Regions from separate parts of the Homo sapiens genome. Here region 2 is linked to region 1. The links are chromatin contacts, found by Hi-C or POLR2A ChIA-PET in ENCODE. All regions are on one chromosome and are shown on one strand. The core of a region is the stretch at or near the end of the contact, and the rest is flanking DNA. Distances in the headings are between cores, read along the strand shown. Region 1 has its middle 17 kb from the start of TNFAIP2. Region 2 overlaps TRAF3 (TNF receptor associated factor 3).

What was found. Hi-C counts contacts between places; a loop is a spot of excess contacts on that map. ChIA-PET counts read pairs that join two places held with the same protein, here RNA polymerase II (POLR2A). Pooled maps may share reads with other maps.
Region 2: a loop to region 1 is called in a map with no recorded cell type, with 7 times the contacts of the local background. The contact joins two enhancer-like sites. A Hi-C loop is called at or near these places in 1 of 37 single-sample maps with no recorded cell type and 2 of 50 pooled maps. POLR2A ChIA-PET finds 5 or more read pairs at or near these places in 3 of 52 experiments (OCI-LY7, activated B cell and naive thymus-derived CD4-positive, alpha-beta T cell).

Annotation. Positions count from the first base shown.
Region 1 is chr14:103,139,240-103,141,939 of GRCh38, forward strand. It overlaps the pseudogene NDUFB4P11. Among named protein-coding and RNA genes, the nearest start is that of TNFAIP2, 17 kb to the left of the region's middle. RefSeq lists enhancers at 1,078-1,127, 1,158-1,207. Within about 2 kb of position 1,277, at least 3 of the 41 ENCODE cell types and tissues checked have a DNase peak (open chromatin) inside an H3K27ac peak, as active enhancers do; they include OCI-LY7, where a contact is called at or near this core.
Region 2 is chr14:102,899,837-102,902,682 of GRCh38, forward strand. The region is part of intron 10 of TRAF3 (TNF receptor associated factor 3); the gene reads left to right. Among named protein-coding and RNA genes, the nearest start is that of AMN, 21 kb to the right of the region's middle. RefSeq lists enhancers at 348-849, 850-1,349, 1,668-2,097. Within about 2 kb of position 1,560, at least 7 of the 41 ENCODE cell types and tissues checked have a DNase peak (open chromatin) inside an H3K27ac peak, as active enhancers do; they include OCI-LY7, where a contact is called at or near this core.

The sequences.
Region 1 (2,700 bases), core at 27-2,526:
GCAGGAGGAAGGAGGGGGCCGGTAAGTGGGCTCCTTCCAGCTGGGGAGCGGGGCTGGAAGGGGCTGGAGACGCGAGTTTCAACTCATGGGATTTATGGCTTGGAAAGACCCCTCTGCCCTTCGGGGGCGCTGGGGTCCCCAGGGGAGAGATGAGGGCGGCAGCGAGGGCCCCCTCGTGCAGTGAGATGGAGCGAGCTCTCGGTGGGCTGAGGGAAAGAGCAGCCCAGGGGCTTCTAAGAGACCGGGAGGGAACCAGGCTGCTTCCAGGGACAGGGAGGGCCTGGGAGGGGAGAAAGGGCTGAGGAAGCGCTTGGTCAAGTTCAGGGGGAGAGGTCCCTCCGCACTCGCAGTTGTGCCCTGTGTCACCACGATGTTGTTCCCAAAGTATTCTTCTGGTGTTTTTTTTATTTTTATTTTTTCCTTCTTTTCACAGGTGTTGACCCAAAGTATTTTCTCTCATGCCTGGCCACTCTGCCCTGGACCCTCAACCCAGCCGAATATGACACATCTCCAGAAACCCAGCAGGCGCAAGCCGCAGGGTTGGCCTTAAAATCCTGCTTAAACAGGAGACCCTGGAGGCCTGCTTCAGTGCCACCAGCCTAACCGCCAGGGCTCATCAAAGACGCTGCCCAGATGCATTGAACGTAAGCAAGATCAGCAAAGGTTTATCTCAACTTCAGACTCACTCCCAGAAACTCACTCTTGGGAGCTCTCTGTGGAATTGGGCCCCCCTTCTTCTGGTATTATGTTTTCAAAACTGACAGGGATATGAAAGAAAAACTTATCCAGGAAAGAAAATTGGGTTGAACATTTAACATCTCATTTAAGTCTTGCAATAATGGCTATATGTATTTTTGCTAAATAAATCTTCTATTAATCTTTTTTTTTTTTAAAGTTTGAGATGTCTGCAGAATGGGCATGTGGTTCATTAGAGTGACCAATACCCCGGTGAGTGACAACACTTTGTGTGCGAGGCTGCCGGCCGCCAGGCCCTCTCTCTCGCTCACTGCTTTGGGGGCATCATTTTGCACAGCCCCTGTGGAGGGTGATTTGGGCTTCCGGGTCAGGCTGACAAATGCAGGAACCTGTGAGGCAGCCATTCTCCTTCCAGGAATGTACCTTATCCATGCTCTACCAGCTATGCAAAGCAACTTGAGTGCCAGACTAGTCACTTCAGTTACAGTAGCAACATACTGGAAACTCCCTAAATGCCCATCGGCAGACACCAGGGAAATCACTGCAGTGCACCCAAACAATGGAGTACTATGTGGCGGTGAAAAAGAATGAGGAAGTTCTCTCTGTTCTCATGTTGACATTCAGGACACATAACGTTAAGTGGAAAAAAGCACAGTGCAGAGCAGAGTTTGTGGTGTGTGTGTGTGTGTCTGAGAGAGAGAGAGAGAGAGAGAGAGAGAGGTGAACAGGGTTGGATGGGGACAGAAGTTAGGAAGGAGGTATTTGGCCGTATAGCTTGTAAATTTTCATTATGAGGCATGTGAATGTGTTATATTATTAGCATTTTATAACTGAACATTTAACTGAGAAAATGAAAGTGGTGTTGCTGGAGATGGGAGGAGAGAGGAGGAAAATACTTTAGTGTCTCAGGGGTAGGCTCAACCAGCCATGTCCAGCGCCTCTTTGAAGTGGGTTCATCAGCAACCTGTGACTTGGCGTGAAGCCAAGTTCAGCGCTGAGGTGCAGACTGTAATCACAGGGCTGAGTTTAACCAAGACTCTGGTTTTGTCAGGCGATCACTATGGAGGATGATAGCTGAGCCGTGGGAGGGGCTTGCCAGGGAGAAGTCATACCGATGGGCGATACCCATACTGACTGCTGCTATACCCAGCAGTCCCTGGTCGCCCCCAGAACTCCCATCCTCTGACCCTGTGCTGCCTTGCAGCCCCTCAGCCCCCCATGCATGCCCCCCATGCATGCCCCCACCATCCCTGCAGTGAGACCCCGCAGCCTCCTGAGATGCCAGGTAAGCCATGCACAGCCAGGTGCTGTGCCTCAGAACTTGCTGCAAAGCTACTTATGCAAGGCGGGGGAAGCCGTCCTGGGAGGCTGTGCAGGTGAGCAGCCAATAAACAAGTGAAAAGAAACCCCCCTCCCTCCTTGTTTGTCTCTCCAGCGCCCTCTACTGACAGTGCACAGCACCGTGCCAGCAGGAGAGAGGGAAAAGTTCCAGAATCCCCAAGTAGGGCAGTGAAAGATGGGCTTGGGTCAGAGGCAGTAGATGGATAGCAGGCAGTTGCTTTCCATATGCACCCTTTTACACACGTTTAACCTTTTCTAAAAATTCCAGTAAATGCAATACATGTATCCTTCCCACAAGTGAAGATGCACTCACGCTGTCTCCAAAATGAGGAGACAGTGAGGACAAGGTGCCAATGGTTACTGTAGCCACTGTTGGCTCTGTTAATTACACCACAAATTCAACCACAGTCCACTGAATATCTTGTTACCTGAAGACTGAATGGTAACACTAACCTCCAAAAAATTGTGTGTACAATACAGATGCCAGCGAGAGAAAACAGGAAAATGGTTGGCATGTGGAAACAAACACGTGAAAACAAGCAAAGGAAACTAAGCAAAACTACTACACTCCTTGCTTCCGTGACAGTTGGGAGCCGAGGCTTGAAGTCCATGGTTCCTTCTCCCATCACTCATCCTGGATTTTCCCCTCCCTCAGCCGGGACC
Region 2 (2,846 bases), core at 310-2,809, 240 kb before region 1:
GATGAGTTCTTAATATTTTACTTCTTAAATATCCTGTTTTTCTTTATTAAGAAGACAGCCAGGCCGGATGCAGTGGCTCACATCTGTAATCCCAGCACTTTGGGAGGCCGAGGCGGGCGGATCATGAGGTCAGGAGATCGAGACCATCCTGGCTAACACGGTGAAACCCCGTCTCTACTAAAAATACAAAAAATTAGCCAGGTGCGGTGGTGGGCGCCTGTAGTCCCAGCTACTCGGGAGGCTGAGGCAGGAGAATGGTGTGAACCCGGGAGGCGGAACTTGCAGTGAGCCGAGATAGCGCCGCTGCAGTCAGGCGTGGGAGAAAGAGCAAGACTCCGTCTCGGAAAAAAAAAAAAAAAAAAAAAAAGACAGCCTAGGCCGGTAGGCCGGACACGGTGGCTCACACCCATATTCCCAGCACTTTGGAAGGCCGAGGCGGGTGGATCACGAGGTCAGGAGTTCAAGACCAGCCTGGCCAAGATGGCGAAACCCCGTCTCTACTAAAAATAGAAAAATTAGCTGGGCGCAGTGGCAGGCATCTGTAATCCCAGCTACTCGGGAGGCTGAGGCAGAAGAATCACTTGAACCCAGGCGGCAGAGGTTGCAGTGAGCAAAGATTGCGCCATTGCACTCGAGACTGGGTGACAGAGCAAGACTGTCTCAAAGAAAAAAAAGAAGATAGCATAGGTGCGAGCATGACCCAGGCTTCTGGTGTCAGTGGACTAGATGAACTGGTGGTTCTTACAGTCAGGGGGTCCACAGGGCACACGTAGAGGAGCACGCACTGGGACAGAAGGCAGGGACGTCCATCCACGCGGCCTTCACTCAGGCTGCCGGCACCACCGGGCTTCTCACAGCGCCGGGCTTGTGTGCCAGGGTCGCAGTGGCCTGAGAGTGAGGCATCACAGCAGGTGACACGGTTGCAGCCCTGGCATGCAAGTGTATAAGGCTCACGGGCTGATGCTCCCTGAAGGCAAACCTTCTGATTTGGATTGTTGATGTGGAGTGCAGTCTGTCTCTTCAGCTCTGTGTCGGAGTCTTTTTTCTGTACAATTCCATACCTGCACTTGAGATTTATTTTTTATAGAAACTGCAGTGACTGAGTGTAGACCGTTCTTCAAGGATGAAATCACGTTTGCTGCGTTTTAGAGAACACTTGATGTGACTCTGCGTTCTGCTTTGAAATGGTGCCATTGATACAGATGAAGTGCCTGTTTTAAAAATAGCCCGAGTTCCCTTGCTGCTCATGGAGACGCCTTTTATTTAGTCGTGCTGGTCTGTGCATGCGGTGCACGCATGTTGTGTGTTCCTGACTCGGGGGCCCCTGCTGTGTGGGGGAGTCCTTGCTGGAGACTCCCCGTTCTGTGCTTGAGGTCAGGCGTGCCCTTGCGTAGCACAATCGCGGGGAGGGGTGGCTCGGTGCCATCCCCCTCTTAACCTCGGGGGCCTGAGGCTCAGCGTGAGGCGCAGCTTGTCTTGGGCCACCCTGCCTGGGACTCATGCTTCATTTCGGGGTTTGCTAAGTTACAAAGGGCGTCTCTCAGACCTCTGTTGATCAGGTTTTCATTAACTTTCCCCTGCCACTCGCGAGCACCCCTGCCAGCTCAGTGTGCGTGTTAGAAGGTGGAGATGCGAGAGGCTTCCGGTGCTCACTAGAGGAGCCGTGTATTTGGATGTTCAGTGTCGTCAGTGGTATTGTCCCCCAGCAAATAGACTTGGTGAGCTAATTAAATATCCTTCTGAACATGTATGATTGTGTAAAATAAAGGGACAGTGACAGTGTCAGTTTAAAGGGACAGTGACAGTGGAAAGAGGTGTTCTTTAGAGAAATTATCCTTACTTTTTAGAGGTTAACTAATATCATGTTTCTTGGAAAGAACAGGAAGAATAACACTGCTTTTACGCCCAAAAAGCCACCCAGACCTGTCATGTTTGTGTCTTTGTGGTTAATAACAGCCAGCAAAGGTGCTGAAACCTAGATGTTTAAAAATAGACTTCCAAAAGGAGAAGTGAATTCAGGGGGCCCTGGGGCCCGCCCCTCGAGCACCCGGTGTGGCCCTCAGCTTGTGAGGTGGCTCAGTCATTCCACAGCTGCATTGAGCACTGAACTCTCCAGCCATCACAAGCTGCTTGAAAATGCACATCATTTTTTGAAGTGAAAACCCTTTAAGTCCCTGGCTTCATCTCACAGGTGGACACTCCAGCCCCTTAACACAGACTGGGCCACCAGGGCGGAGTACAGCTCCCACCCCTCCAGGTAGTGACAAATATGAGCAGCCTGTGTGTTTTGGGAAAGGGCTTTCTGAATTAGTTAAATGAAGTAGCATAAAGTCAGGCCTGGTTACTGGCAGCCTCGTGTGTTCGTGGCAGGGTTTCTGCGTTCCTGCCTCCCTCGCTGGGGCCTGGCAGCCTGAGTGTGGAGCTGGAGGGGGAAGACCCCTGCGTCTGCAGCATCGGCCCACTGGGTTTCACCTAGGGCCTGAGGACATGCCTTGGGGCCCTTTCCTGCCACCATCCAGGTGGGAGGGGTCTGAGGAGTGGGAGTCTTCTCCTGGGACCCTGGGGTCGTTCTGGGGAACCCCCTGCAGCCACAGAGACAGGACTGTGCTTCTGCCCCAGACCCAGCAGCAGGGTAGGAGGCCTTTAGACGTTCCAAGGGAAGATGAGGCCACATGGGCATGATTCTGGCATCCTAAACCTGAGACCCTGTGGCAGCCATGCAGGGCCACCTGTCCCGTGGGACCTGCACTTACAGGGGTGAGGCCTCTCTGGGAAGCAGGGACCCTCTGTATTATGGCCCCCGAGGTATACGAGGGCTGCAGAGGAGATGTCCATGGGAGCCTTGT